2 separate regions of the Mus musculus genome follow, and region 1 is linked to region 2. The links are chromatin loops, found by intact Hi-C in ENCODE. Cell type or tissue: gastrocnemius. All regions are shown on one strand. Each heading gives the region's core, and the rest is flanking DNA. Links, peaks and the distances in the headings are about the cores only.

Region 1 (7,972 bases), core at 1,169-6,168, 70 kb after region 2:
GGGATTTCCTAAGTGCTATTCCATGTGTAACAGTAAGAGTTCATATTGTCCCCTGTAGTGACAAATATGAAAGCTGATATAAGCAGTTGTAGAGTTTATACGAGTTTTTCTTTGTGTGTTTTGTTTGTTTGCATGTAACACGTGCAACATTTCTTTTACCTTTGTCCTTCTGGGGTTTTTTCCCTCTCTCCCATTTTCTTTTCTTTTTTTTTTGGGGAGGGGGGTGTTTCAAGACAGGGTTTCTCTGTAGCCCCTGGCTGTCCTGGAACTCACTCTGTAGACCAGGCTGGCCTTGAACTCAGAAATCCACCTGCCTCTGCCTCCCGAGCACTGGGATTAAAGGTGTGCGCCACTACGCCCGGCTCCCGTTTTCTCTGTAACACAAGATCTTTAATCTCTGCAAACACACTACACTTCTGATCTCTGATAAAGGTCCTTCCTAGAGATCATCTATCAGTAACCAGCACACCAAAAGGCAAAGGAGCCTTAAGCAGTAATTTTCCATTAAAGACTATATAATCTAGCTGGGCGGCGGTGGCGCACGCCTTTAATTTTAGCACTTGGGAGGCAGAGGCAGGCGGATTTCTGAGTTCGAGATCAGCCTGGTCTACTGAGTGAGTTCCAGAACAGCCAGGGCTACACAGAGAAATCCTGTCTCAAAAAAACCAAAAACAAACAAACAAAGAAAAAAAAAAACTATATAATCTGTAAAAGAAAAGCTGACCTTTCTCCTAGAAGTATAGCAAAATCTAAACGACTAAACACAATATCTATAAAGTAGATGAGCCAAATTTCATTTCAATGTCTCTAAAATAAGACTTATCCTTCAAATAAGAATTTTTAAATTTTTATATAAAGAAAACACTTTTACATTGTTTATACAGCTAAGCAGACCCATTTGGCATGTATAGTACCAGAAAGAGCAACATCTGGAGAACAACTACACAGTGCCAGACTACAATTTTCTTGTCTAAAGTTAGTCTTTTATTCACTTTGATTTTTACACATTCTGGAGAGTAGGTCCTCTGCCAAATTCAAAATTATCAGGAACTCGTTTTCAAATCCTGATTTCTTGATTCTCTACCCATTTTCTTTGATATCATGCTATCTTCTATGCAAAGGCACACATTTTTAAAAGTTATTTGTAAAGCATTTAGCTGGAATTTGAAAGCATTTAGCTGGAATTTGCACTCTTTACAGACTTCCACATATACACTCCACTTCAGATTAGCTTTGCAAATTATACAAAGGCAGAAAAGGGTAGACGTTTTTTAATAAGAGAAATTACATTTATAAATGATCTGTTGTAGGATATAAGACATCTCTAGTTATAGAAAATTACTACTCATGCTGTACAACATATACCTTCTATTTGAGTTGATGATAAAGGGCTATATACAATGGGGGAAAAAAGAAGCCTAACTCAAAACAAAGATGGGGAGAAAACATAAATAAGAACCCAACACAGTGGTAAAAGAACAAGGTGACCATGTAGTCTTCAAAAAGAATGAACTGTGGACTGTCATTGACATGTAAACTAATTTCTACTGTAGTCTAGTAGTGTAGTGATTAAAGCTTATACTTTTACACACTGCTCTGTTATGTATGTCAACAATAGCAAACGTGAACCAGCTTTAACTTAATTTAGTAAATTTATTAAAAGTTCTAAGAATACAACGAACCCACTAATTAAATTATTACCATTCTGTTAACCTACTGTAAAGGGGGGAAAGTAGATAAGTTATAATGAAAACAATCTAAAGAAAGAAAAGTTGTTCAGTTAGAGAACCTAACACCACAAAAAGTAACTATTTAATTAGTCCAAAGCTATATAAGAAAATCTATGTGATGCTCAGCTAATAGGCATACTTTAAATATCAAAACATAAAGAACAAAATATAATCAGGTGTGTTAGCACACAGATTACTCTCAGCAACTGAGAGGCTTAAGTAGATAAAAGAATCTAAGTTCAAGACTAGCTTGGACTACACAGCTTGCCTTGGAATATATTTGTATCATACTAGTGGATCGTTTGTTAATATTTTTAGTGATATATACATATGTACATATTTTTCTAAGTATATGTGTATATATAGTACTAAAATTTTGTACACACACACATATATATATACATATATATATTATATAGTACTTAACTATGAACAAGTGATCTAATAGTATGATTATGGGAAAATTTTCCATTTTATAGTTTCTGTAATTTTTATGGACCATATTACACTGCACAGCTGTCAAGTAAGTAAATACAACCCTGAAGAAGGTCCCACATGCCTGCTACTAAACAGGAGGAGTGGAAGAAAATGAAGGATACTGCAGAGCACACTTGATGACATACACTTGAGTAAATATACTCCCAGAACTTCCCCATGTTTCAGTTATTCAAAACCTACCGTATTTAAGACCCTGGCACTGAAGCTACTGTGATTTTTTTTTTTCGAGACAGAGTTTCTCTGTGTAGCCCTGGCTGTCTTGGAACTCACTCTGTAGATCAGGCTGGCCTCTAACTCAGAAATCTGCCTGCCTCTGCCTCCCAAGTGCCGGGATTAAAGGCGTGTGCCACCAAAACCATAGACAATATAACAGATTCAAGTCACTACACTAAGTCAGTGGGTCTCAAAAGTATCAACATTGTCCCCTAGAGGACCGTTGTTCACACAGGGAAGCATTGGAGATTAAAAGGTGGGGAAGTCTCTAACATGTACTAATGGTCCTGTCAGAAATACTAACAAGTCTCACAATGGGGACAATCTCAAATGGCGAGGAACAGTCTCATGTTCTGGGTCCTCCACTGGACCAGTAGATACTCTTAACCGCTTAGACATCATCTCCCCAGCACCAAAACTGTATTCATTTCAACTTAAGAGAAGGAATTAAACACTTTAAAAGATACAAATGGATCTAACAGGAAGAAAATCAAAGATGCTCTCATTTTTTTGTCCAGACAAAAATTTTAAAAAACTTTAAATAATGAAAAATATCAAAATGTAGCAAACATTTTTCTATGCTCACCTGAAAACACAATGAATTCTGACTGGGAGAAATTCAGTTGCATCCAGACAATGAAAATGCCCAAGAGTCTGGGAGCTGGTCAGCAGGTAGGAGGGCTGCTGTGAAACACGAGAACCACAGTTCAGGACCCATAACACCAGGTGGATGGGAGAGCCTAGCACCTACAAGGTGGAGATAAGGCTAGCCAAATTCATAGTGCTCTGAGTTCAATGAGAGGCCATGCCTCCAATAAATAAAATGGCGAGCAACTGAAGACACTCAATTTCAACCTCTGGCCTTATATGCACACATGCATGTATACCCATATATGTGTAAATGGGTCAAGTTTTCAGTTCATTCAGGCTGTTTATCTACAGCACGTTAAATCCTCAGGAAAAAATTAGTATTAAAAAAATGAGGGTTAGCAATTAAAATATAGAACTCATCATTTGATTTCTCCATTTGAAGAACAATTGACTGCCAATATACCTACCACTGTCTGTGTTATGCTACATCACTTAGTTTAATACTCCCTTTCCCCGTGAGACTATAAAAATATCCATTACAGTATGTTCCACCTTGACTTCATTTACTGTTTATGAAATGCTTATCACGGTCTAGCATGAACCATTGCTTTCCTTAAATTAAAACCTAAGATCCACCTAGAAACTTCACTTCTCAAGAGCTACTTGAGATCACAAGAATGATACACGGTGAGTGCCATCTAGTGGCTACAGGAACGACAGCTATACATGCATACAAATTTAAATGACATCTTCAATACTTTTATTTAAAAACATTTACAAATAATATGTAATGTATTAAGAATCAAGACTCTAAACTGTATACAACATAAACTGAATTATGTAAAAAAAATTCACAGAAAAAGAAAAAACAATAAAGCATAATAATTAAAAATACAAAATTTCCCACTATTCTGTAAGTTTTGTGCAAGGAACACATATTACTCATGCAATTAAAAACACTTCTATTACAGGGGAATACCAGGGCCAAAAAGGGGGAGTGGGTGGGCAGGGGAGTGGGGGTGGGTGGATATGGGGGACTTTTGGTATAGCATTGGAAATGTAAATGAGTTAAATACCTAATAAAAAATGGAAAAAAAAAATAAAAAGAATTAAAAAGTAAAAAAAAAAAACAAAAAAAACACTTCTATTAAAAATCTCTACATAAGGGCTAGAGAGATGGCTCAGGGGTTGGGAACACTGACTGCTCTTCCAGAGGTCCTGAGTTCAATCCCCAACAAACACGGTGGCTCACAACCATCCAATGCCCTCTTCTGGTGTGTCTGAAGACAGCTACAGTATACTCACATATATAAAAAAAAAAAATCTGTAATCCCAGCAATGGAGAAGATAAGGCAAGATGACGAAGTTCCAAGCCAGCCACAGGGCCATCTCAAAGAAATTAAAATAGCAAAAAAGTATCATTGTGCCAATGTGTACTCCACACTACCACTGTACAAGAACCAATTTATCTACAAGGTCCCCACTCCTATAACCATAACCTTGATCCCAAAGCTCAGATCTCAAGGCCAAACATCCTATGATAACACAAAGTGGAGCAACAAATGTCTCAGGGTAAGCCTGTTTCGGGAACTAGGACCTGACACCAGATTTCAATTGAAGAGTCCTTCTTACTACCTGTTAGGCTTTTCAAGACGGATGTGCCTTGTCCCTGGGAATGTGGGGGAAATGCTCATCTTTTTTTCTCTACTGCATTCTTTTATCCACTTCAGCAATGCAAGCCTGCTCAAAACCAGTGGTGCTCTAGAGTGCATGCTCCTGCTCAGGGACCCTCTCTTCTCTAGTACCTGCTTGCCCTACCTAAAGCATGCACTTTATCTGACCCACCAACTAACCATCATTAAATGACGATACAGTATAATACTAATACACAATATCATGGATTATATACATCCATGCGTCTAAGAATTTTTTTCCCTTGAGACAAGGTCTCACTGTATGGCCCTGATTGGCCTAGAACTCACTTTGTAGACCAGGTTTGTCTTGAAATCCCAGAGATCTGCCAGTCTCTGCTATCTTGGTGCTGGGATTAAAGGTCTAAGAATGTTTATACACCTCCAAGCCCAGCCCAGTGGCACACCTCCTGGAACAACGGCAAATCTTTCCCAAACAGTTCCATCAGTCACAGAACAAAGACATTCCTGACCAAGGGTTACAGGCTTATTTGCCGTAAGTTTATAGAAGAAAGTGTGTTTGCAATAGAATCCTGGGCCCTTTACATCACACTTGTAGCAGTCTATGGGGGCCATTCTCACTCAAGCCATCATATTCCTCTCCCTGGTCCCCATATGCCCTTGGTCATATTATAATGCAAAATGCATTCAGTCCAACTTCAAAAGTCTGAATAGTCCTTCATAGTCTCAACATGTTAAAAAAGTCCAAAGTCTCTTCTGTATTTGTAACCCTTTGTAAAAGCAAAAGCAAATTACATTAATCCCAGCTTAGAAAGGTACAGTATGTGCACACACGCATTCCAAAAAGGAGGAAAGGTGCCATGTTGAGCAAATACTGGACCAAGCAAGCAAGCCAGCCAGCAGGGAAAACTCCAGATCCCATAGCTTCACGTCTGGAGTCAGAGGGCTTTTAGATGGCTCTGTTCTTCCACCTTTTCTGCCTGAAACACACTTCTCCTGGGCATGTTCCATTCCCTGTATGCAGTGCTTTGTTAGCAGATATTTCATGTCTCTGGCATCTCGGAGACCCCAAAACAATCCATGTATCACACAGCCTCTCAGACTCTCCATGGAGGGACACAGGTAGATTTCACAACTCCTTTAATTCATGTATTCTTCATGACTCTAAATTCATGTGGATGCTGCTGCAAAGGTTAGCTGCCAATAAAAGTCATGAACTATTTCTTTAGTGGAAATTTCCCATTTTTGTTTGGTTGGTGGGTTGGTTTGGTTTGGTTTGGTTTTGGTTTTCTCAAGACAGGATTTGTTTCATGCCCAGCCTTGGTGTTGACTATGTGGCATGGTCATTAGTAATCACTCTTAGGCAGATCTACAATGAAAAGGAGCAAATAGAACAAAAACAAATACAGAAATGTACAATTTGAAAAGAAAAACAACATGAAGAAATTCAATGTTAGAGCCCAGACTTGTGCAGATAAAAATAGCAGATTAAGACAAGGCCTGATCTGAGCAAAAGGAGTGGCGCCCTCGGGGAAAGCCCCCACCCAGCTCAACTGAAACAACTTTCTGCTCAGAGTTAGGCGAAGTGCCAAATACTTTTGACCCTAGAATTTGGGATGAAAAGGCAGGTGGATCTGTGTCAGTTCAAGACCAGTCTGGTCTTCATAGGGAAATCCAGGACAGCCAGGGCTCTTTAGAGAGGTCCTATTTCAAGATCAGATCTTTAAAAACCCAAATAATAATAATTTAAAAAAAAAAGAATTTTTGGGCTGGAGAGATGGCTCAGAGGTTAAGAGCACTGACTGCTCTTCTGAAGGTCCTGAGTTCAGATCCCAGCAACCACATGGTGGCTCACAACCATCCTTAACGAGATCTGGCACCCTCTTCTGGAGTGTCTGAAGACAGCTACAGTGTACTTACATATAACAAATAAATCTTATAAAAAAAAAATTCTGCTCCTAAAAAGAAACAAATAAAAATTGTTGCAAATGTGATTTAAAGGGGCCAGGATTCCACTCCAAATAAACTCTCTCTTTTATAAACTTAGATTCATCTATAAGCCTTGGCCATGTTTTGTTACAGCAACATAAGAGTAGTACATAAGTCGGTATCAAGAGTGGACTGTAGCTACGAAGAACCTGACCATGCTTATGTATTCTCTCTCTCTCTCTCTCTCTCTCTCTCTCTCTCTCTCTCTCTCACACACACACACACACACACACACACACACACTCACTCACTAACTTTTTACATTTTTTGAGGAATGTGGAAGACTGGAATTTTGGACTAGAAAAGCATCTAAATGCTGTAATCAAAAGCTTAAAGAGCCACTCTCAGAAAAACCTGGAAGACAGTAGTTCTGAAGGCAGCACAGTCTAAGCTGGCCCAGTTCAACAGGCCCTGAAGGGAACAATACTAACAACTGTGCAAGAGGCAAAAAAACTTTGGCAAAAACATGGCTGGTGTTTGCTCATGTCCTAAGAACTTGCCTAATGCTAATGAAAAAGTAATGAACTAATTTCTTGGGTATAGAAAAAATGTCAAGCCTGCACAGTGTTGCGTCTATGTCATGGTTATTAACAAGTTATACAGGTTTACAATGAAAAGGAACATGTGGAACAGAATTATGGTTTGGGAAAAAATGGACCATTGTAAAGTTTAATGTTATACAGTCAAGGCATGTGCTAGAAGAGATGCTTCAACTGTTAAGGTTAGCACTGTAAGAAAGAGAAGAGAAGAGAAGAGAAGAGAAGAGAAGAGAAGAGAAGAGACGATAACAAAAATCAGTCTATAGTTCAGACTTAAAAAAAAAATTATATTTAAATAGTACAGTGGTTTGAATAGAAATGGACCCACTAGGCTCATAGGATTTAAAAGAATTAGGGCATGTGGCTTTGTTAGATGTCAAGGAGAATGGGTTTTGAAGTTTCAGATGCTCAAGCCAGGCCCAGTAGTTCTTTCTTCTTCCTGCTGCCTGCCGTTCCAGATGTAGAATTTTCAGCTCTTTCTCCAACATCAAGTCCACCTAAATGCCACCATGTTTCCCATCATGATGATAATGAACTAAAACCTCAGAACTGTAAGCCAGCCCCAATTACTTTCCTTTATACGAGTTGCTATAGGAGTGGAGAGATGGCTCTGTGGTTAAGAGCACTGACTGCTCTCTTTCAGAGGTCCTGAGTTCAATTCCCAGCAACGACATGGTGGCCCACAACCACCTGTAATGGATCTGATGCCCTCTTCTGGTGTGTTTGGAGATAGCTACAGTGTACTCATATACAATAAATA
Region 2 (7,972 bases), core at 2,003-7,002:
GGTCACGTTCTCTTGAATCCTAACCTACTGTGGCTTCGCCTTCTTCTTCCCACACTCTCCAACCCCAAGCTGGGTTACTTAGAGTCTTAGTGGACTCTCATCTCTGGGGCAACCAGCCTTAGGGCCCAGTTAGCATTAGAATACAAGCTGCATTAGGCCAACCCACTACAGAAGCTACAGAGAAAGAAGCGTCATAGTGAAAATGACATCCATGGGGACAGCCACTACACCAATTGTCAGACAGAAATTCTGATCAGGGGGGCTGGTGAGATGGCTCAGTGGGTAAGAGCACCCGACTGCTCTTCCGAAGGTCCAAAGTTCAAATCCCAGCAACCACATGGTGGCTCACAACCATCTGCAACAAGATCTGACTCCCTCTTCTGGAGTGTCTGAAGACAGCTACAGTGTACTTAGCTACAGTGTACTTACATATATTAATAAAATAAATCTTTAAAAAAAAAAAGAAAGAAATTCTGATCAGATTCTGACGAGCTCTTTTAAGTTATTCAGAAAACAAAATACAGGCTGAATTCAAGACAGTGTCTCACTGTGTAGCCCAGCCATCCTTAATTTCATCATCCTCCTGTCTTAGTGTTTCTACTACTGCAACAAAACACCATGACCAAGCAAGCCAAGTGGGAAAGAGTTTATTCAGCTTACACTTCCAAATTGCTGTTCATCATCTAACATAGTCAGGACAGGAACTCACACAGGGCAGGATGCTGAAGGCAGAAGCGGATGCAGAGGCTATGGAAGGATGCTATGTACTGACTTGCTCCTCGTGGCTTGCTCAGCCTGCTTTCTTTCTTTTCTTTTCTTTTTTTTTTTTAAGATTTATTTGCCAGGCATGGTGGCACACGCCTTTAATCCCAGCACTTGGGTGGCAGAGGCAGGCGAGTTTCTGAGTTCGAGTCCAGCCTGGTCTACAGAGTGAGTTCCAGGACAGCCAAGGCTACACAGAGAAACCCTGTCTCGAAAAACCAAAAAAAGAAAAAAGAAAAAAAAAAGATTTATTTATTTATTTCATGTATGTGGGGATATAGTCGCTGTCTTCAGACACACTGAAGTGGCATTGGATGCTCATTACGGATGGTTGTGAGCCACCATGTGGTTGCTAGGAATTGAACTCAGGACCTCTGGAAGAGCAGTCAGGGCTCTCAATGGCTGAGCCGTCTCTCCAGCCCCTCAGGCTGCTTTCTTATAGAACCCAGGACCACCTGCCTGGGGTGGCACCACCCATAATGGGCCGGGCCCTCCCCTATTGATCACTATTTGAGAAAAGGTCTTACAGCTAGATCTCATGGAGGTATTTTCTCAACTAGGCTCCATCGTCTCTGGTGACTCTAAGCTTTTTTCAGGTTGAAGTGCTTTTGCCGTAAATGACTGAATCATCTTTCCCACCCTTCCCTCCCCTCTTACAGTGACTTCTAAGAAGTCTTGAGACTCAAATCACTATCTCTATTATGTCTAGCTATATACATTTCCTGAGCACGTAATGTGCATAAGAGACTCCAGGACTGCCAGTGAGAATGGATATATCCCATCCTTGTACATTTTCCCAATAATTTGGAATGGTTCTTGCTATTTGTCAGCACGTGGAAATTACAAAATCCTGTCCTTGCTTGATTGATCCACCAGTGAGAAATTTAACCCAAGACTGCTTTTAAGAGTTTCATGTAGGGGAACGCCAGGGCCAAGAAGTGGGAGTGGGTAGGTAGGGGAGTGGGGGAGGTGGGTATGGGGGACTTTTGGGATAGCATTGGAAATGTAAATGAAGAAAATGCCTAATTTAAAAAAAAGTTTCATGTTATGAAATCCTGTCAAAGCAATGATGCCACTCTGTCACCGGGGGCATCTTTTCAGGTAATGGGGTATATCACCTATACCATTAGACAGAACATTACAGCTCCTGCAAGTGTAGCCTGGTGGGCTCTGACTGCCCTTGACCCATGCTTATTTAGATTATCCAGGAGAAATTAAGAGCTAATGAACTCAGATCCCTGCCAGATGAGCCTCTTCAGCCTCCCACTTCCCCCAGAATCCCCCACTCAGGTTCAGTACCACAGCTCTACCGTGTGAATGAAGACATCAGGCAATGACCTCAGTCTCTGTGTTTGCATAGGTTAGCCATCACCTGTGAGAAATAACCAGTTTAAAGACTGATCTTTCTTATTTTATAAGGTCATATCCTATATGCAGTGGTCTTCACACACACACACACACACACACACACACACACACACACACACAAAGCCTCACATTGCATAGAAATCCAGATTCTGATTCCTACTGATGGTTCTGTGGTCCGGTCATATTTGTGCTGACTCAGCATAATTCGCATCCTCCAAACTGGGTTCGCTCACTCTGAGGCTCAGCTCTTACATGTAAGGGCCTCAAAGTACAGACCCAAGAAAAGCCCAGCATCAAGACATACCTTGTTTTTATGTTTTTCTCTCAGATATATGCATGTGTAGTTCGCTACAGAAAAACTGAAAGCAACCCCTTCAAGTACCTTGTCAAACTTCTCTGTTAAAAAGGCACACGGCTCTCCTAGCCCAGCCATCATCGGAGAGGCTTCCTTGGCAGCTGACTGGAGCAGATGCAGAGACCCACAGCCAAACACTAGGCAGAGCCAGGGAGCCCTTGGAAGATAGGGAGGACTGTAGGAGCCAGAGAGGCAGAGGACATCACGGAGAACATGACGGGGCTCACAGAACCTGAATCAATAATCACAGAGCCTACATGGGTCTGAGCTAGATCCTCTGCAGGTATGCTATCGTGTGTAACTCGGTGTTCTTCTGGGACTCTCAACAACAGGAGCAAGGGGCTGCCTCTGACTTTCACTGCCCTCGGGACCCTTTCCTCCTACTGGGCTGCCTCTTCAAACCTAGTGGACCTGGGGGAGAGAGGAGGTGGAGGGGGCACCTGAAGGAGGGGAGGAAAAGGAGGGATGGGAAGCTGAGGAGGGAAATTACACAGCTCACTGACTTTACTTAGCAGCCACTGAGAGAACTGGACAGAACACCACAGACCGGTGGTTTTGGACAGGCAGCAGCAGCATCACCTGGGAGCATCTTTTGTTTTTGTTTTGGTTGGTTGGTTGGTTGATTTGGTTTGGTTTTTTTTTATTTTTTGTTTTTTTGTTTTTTTGTTTTCCAGACAGGGTTTCTCTGTGTAGCCCTGGCTGTCCTGGAACTCACTCTGTAGACCAGGCTGGCCTCGAACTCAGAAATCCGCCTGCCTCTGCCTCCCGAGTGCTGGGATTAAAGGCGTGCGCCACCCCCGCCCGGCCCACCTGGGAGCTTCTTAACATAAAGCCCTGACCCACCCCCACCCCCCCACCAGACCCAGATTCAAACGCCGTGGGGTGGGCTCAGCAATGTGAGTTTTCATAAGCCCTCCCACTGGGTCATACACAGGCTCAAATCTGAGAAGGGCTGGCTCAGCATAGCGCAATTGCCTGTGCCTTGAAATCACCTGGGGGCATGTTAACCCTTTTAGAATCTAGTGAGTTTTCAGTGGTCTTCCAAATTGCTGTATATTAGCATCACCTGGAGTACCTAACACCCCCCCCCAAAAGCCCAAGGCCACCCCCATAACAACCAGCCCAGTATTTCTGGGAAAGGAAGTCAGGAGTCAGTCTTCTTTTAAGATTTATTTCATTTTTAATTATCTGTCTGTCTGTGTCTGTTTCTGAGTATGTAAGTTCATGTGTCAGAGGAAGCCAGGGGCATTTGGTCCCCTGGAGCTTGGGTTATAAGCGGTTGTAGACCTCCTGACATGGGTACTGGGAATTAAACTCTTGTCTTCTACATTGAAAGTGTGTATCCAGCCCCACACTGGAATCACTGAGCCTTGTTGCTGTTTTGTTTTTTTAAGATGCCTGAGTAGGCAGTTTATAAATGACAGCACTTCTGCCTCCCTCATAAAGCTTTCCATGAGCACAGTGGAAGCCACAGAGTTACTTGAGAATTGATACTTTAACAATACAGACTGCTGGTGTCTGCTTGGAGGCCCATGCCTTTAATTCCAGCACTTGGGAGTCTGAGGCCAGCCTGGTCTACAGAGTGAGTTCCAGGCCAGCCTGGGCTATAGTAAGCCCCTGTCTCAAACAGCAAGCTGCTTTCCTTGCTTGCTACCAAGGGATCCTTCAATTCTACTTTCTTGGAATTAAAATTTCCAGGGGCTGGAGAGATGGCTCAGCAATTAAGTGCACTAACCACTCTTCCAGAGGTCCTGAGTTCAATTCCCAGCAACCACATGGTGGCTCACAACCATTTGTAATTGGGATCAGATGCCCTCTTCTGGTGTGTCTGAAGACAGCTACAGTGTCATGTTTGTTTGTTTGTTTGTTTGTTTGTTTGTGTTTAATCTTCAGCCTTCTGAAAAGCAAGACGGGACACAGGATTGCACCTCTGACACAGTACCTGCTTTGTCATCAATGTTTTGTGTTTTGGCTGTCAATTAACACAGACTATGCTTTATTTTAGATATAAGCACAATTTATTTCTAAGTTGTTTTTCACATTACAAGCTCAACAGCACGCCACCGTCTCAGCCCCTTCTATCACACAAGCGCCTGCAACCTCTGGAGCATGCCCGCTTAAACTTCCCAGTTACAATCTGTTGTGGATCACGAAGACCCTGTGAGGTTATGATCAAAATAATGGGCTTGCTTCCCTCAAGATGCACACACACATAATAAGCACACAAACTGCACGCAATTTCGAGGGGTTCCCCAACTCCCTGAAGCACAGGCACTCTTGCATTCTGATTGAGGACTCTACACCATGGCCTCCAGGGGGCAGCACGGTAGCTGGCGAGCACACTGAGAACTGCATTCAGGAAAGCTGGGGACGCTGTAGAACTTGATCAGCTTTTTGAAGGCACCTTTCTTCATCATCATCATTTGTTCTGGGAACCCGGAAAAGATTCTGGCCCGGAAGGAGCCCCCATTCTTCAGTGAAGCGTCTGCGGGGAGTGACTTCTGGGCACTCATAGGCACACTGTTGCAGCTGAGGGACCGCGTTGTCTTCCTCCTGTTCTGGACGGACAAGTAACTGAACAGAAAGGACGACAGCTTGTGCTTGGTGGTGTTGGGGGCCTCTTCCGAGAAGCAATCATCAAAGGGATCCGGCATCGTTTCCAGATCAGAGCCGCCTTCCCTTCTCGCCAGACTGGCTCCTGGCTGCTTGATGATCTTCCGGGCCTGTGCTGGGTCATCTCCTCCCTCGCTGACTGACTCCAGGGATAGCCCTCTGGTCCCTGGCGGTGGCGGGATGACGTTCTTGGCCCGAGGGCTCGGCTGGGAAGTGCAGTGCTGGCTCAGGACAAGGTTAGCAGCCTCTTGGATGAGGTGCCAATCTCTCAGGATGTCCTCCTTGGTGGTAAACTGGGATGTCACAGTGAAACGGATGATCAGCTTGTCTTGGATAGTAGCCGGGATGAGAAAGAGCTGGCCAGCTTTGGCTATTTCCTTTAACACACTTTCTGTGAGACAATTAGGACCCTATAAGAAGAACAAAAATAATTGGATCCTACATTACACTGCTTGTAAGGGCTCCATGAAGCCCAGCATTTACTGGTCTGAAAGACTCAGTACCCCCTCAACTCTGGAGTAGAAGCATCCTTCTCCGGGAGCCATGCAAGAGCACAGTACCTTCAGACGGAAAACCACCAAACCAAGGTGCCTCTTAGCAGGAATTTCGAAGGAAGGGTCGCTTCTGACCAGAGATTCAAAGTATTTAGCCATTTCTGTGCCCTGGAATTGTAAACATAAAGAACACTGTGGTTAACAGGCCAAAACCAAATTGCATCTTTGATACTGTTCAACAACTTTAGACCAGAGACACGGACAAATTCTGAGACCTGTGTGCCTTCTGCCTGCCTGTCTTCCCTATTTGATCTCGCTCATATTCAAGCTGACAAACCTCTACTTCTGTCTCGTCTCTGTCACCTCACACCCACCCAGAGACCTTGTGTCTCAAAATCCTCTTTCAACTTAGCTCCAGAACTCAAAAGACGAGTGCTTTATAACTCAGCACTCAGTCTCCTGTTCTGACTCCTCAGCTTCCGCATCGGCAAAGGGAGCCAGCAAGGGCCCAACTCAGCGCCCACAGGGAAGCAGAGGAGGCTGTGCAGCCGGAGCCATAACTGCCTCACCTCATGGAGCTCATCGCACTCCGTGGCTCACGGGGAGCCTGTATTCTAGGTAGCACTACCACCTGCGCCACGGTTAATAGGTTCAGGGTTTCTCCTTGGAATGGTGAAATGTTCTGGGAAGAGCAATACTCACTTATTCAATATAGGCAATGTCACATTACATTGTACACTAAAACACAGGTTTTTAAAATATGGCCTGTATATTTATCATGGAAAAATTAAAGATTTCAGACTGAAATAAAGAAAATATCAGCTGGGCGGTGGTGGCGCACGCCTTTAATCCTAGCACTTGGGAGGCAGAGGCAGGCGGATTTCTGAGTTCGAGGCCAGCCTGGTCTACAGAGTGAGTTCCAGGACAGTCAGGGCTACACAGAGAAACCCTGTCTCGAAAAACCAAAAAAAAAAAAAAAAAAAAAACTGGAGTGATGGCTCAGCAACCACCATCTGACAGTTAAGAGCACCAACTGCTCTTCCAGAGGTCCTGAGTTCAATTCCCAGCAACCACATGGTGGCTCACAACCATTTGTAATTGAATCTGGTTCCTTCTTCTGGTGTGTCTAAGACAGCTACAGTGTACTCATATACATAAAATAAATAAATAAATCTTTTAAAAAATAAAGATTTCATAGCATATTGATCTTTTATAAAGTTTTTATGAACTTTTAAATTTTCCTGTGGTTCTCTTGAGTTTTACATTTACATAGAATGCTTGAATATAGGACAGGGCTGTGGCTCAACTGGCAATCCACTAGCCTACCTTGCACAAAATGCTGACTTCAATCAACAACTGAATAAAGTTAGACATGGGGAGGTTTCAGTAGGAGGATCAGAGGAAGTTCAAGGTTGCCAGGAATGATGATATTTAAGTCTTTAATGCCAGCACTCGAGAGGGGAGCCTTGAGCTCCAGACTAGCAAGAACAACAAATGAGACCTGGGGGCGTGGGGAGGGGGGAGTAAGTGACAGACACAGCACATGATAGGGCTAGAGATTCCAGTCTGAGACTCACATACACTCTCTGCTAAGTGAATTAATTTTTAAAGATTTATTTAATGTATGTGAGTGCTCTGACTGCATGTACACCTACATGCCAGAAGAGGGCATCAGATCCCATTACAGATGGTGGTGAGCCACCATGTGGTTGCTGGGAATTGAACTCAGGACCTCTGGAAGAGCAGTCAGTGCTCTTAACTGCTGAGTCATCTCTCCTGCCCCACTAAGTGATTTTTTTTTTATGGGCTGGAACTCCCACTTGATATTTCGTTTTAAAAGAAGACAGAGCTTCAGGTGTCTTCCTTGACCATGAAGAGGCGGTGCCATTTGAACCAACCTCTATCTGCTCCTCTATCTGCTCCACTCTCTCTCTCTCTCCAGTCAATTTCAAACTCTTACCACCGCCTCATGAACTTTTTCTTTTCTTTGAGAAAGGCTCTCTCTCATGGATCCTAGACTGGCTCAAAGTTACAATGTAGCCAAGGACGACCTGGTACCATTGATCCTTCTGCCTCCACCCCCCACTGTGGAACTACCTGCAAGCGCTGCCAGGAGAAGGTTAAGCAATACTAGGGGGTCAAACAGTGGCTTTGTGCATGGGGAGTAAACAGTGTACCAATGGAGCTACGTCCCCACTTGATCCCTAAGAAGTTCTTCATGTGCAAGTCCAGGCCTTGTCCGGGAAAAGCATACTAACTGTTCTCCTGGCCTTTATATGCCCATGCCCCATTTCTAACCTGGTTATGATTCTCCCCTATAACTCCTTTCCTCTGGGCCTGTTTTCACCACCTGCCCTGTCAAAATTCTCCATGTCTCACT

What was found. Peaks named below come from ENCODE experiments on the same cell type or tissue, not always from the same donor. Only the 100,000 strongest peaks of a DNase experiment are listed, where the experiment ranks them.
Region 1: it touches region 2 in a loop (7-fold over the local background); 31 of 42 quality-filtered maps call a loop at or near these places.

Annotation. Positions count from the first base shown.
Region 1 is chr2:126,659,964-126,667,935 of GRCm38, forward strand. All of the region lies in intron 1 of Gabpb1 (GA repeat binding protein, beta 1), which reads right to left. Among named protein-coding and RNA genes, the nearest start is that of A630026N12Rik, 11 kb to the right of the region's middle. In gastrocnemius, for the core only: a CTCF peak has its summit at 3,734 (motif pointing left); a DNase peak (open chromatin) is centred at 3,727.
Region 2 is chr2:126,589,179-126,597,150 of GRCm38, forward strand. Hdc (histidine decarboxylase) reads right to left here. Exons shown (of 12, transcript NM_008230.6): 11 at 5,659-5,760; 12 at 4,481-5,508. The coding sequence ends at 4,783. Among named protein-coding and RNA genes, the nearest start is that of Hdc, 26 kb to the right of the region's middle. In gastrocnemius, for the core only: a CTCF peak has its summit at 4,799 (motif pointing right); DNase peaks (open chromatin) are centred at 2,611, 4,813 and 5,233; H3K4me3 peaks cover 761 bases; H3K27ac peaks cover 615 bases.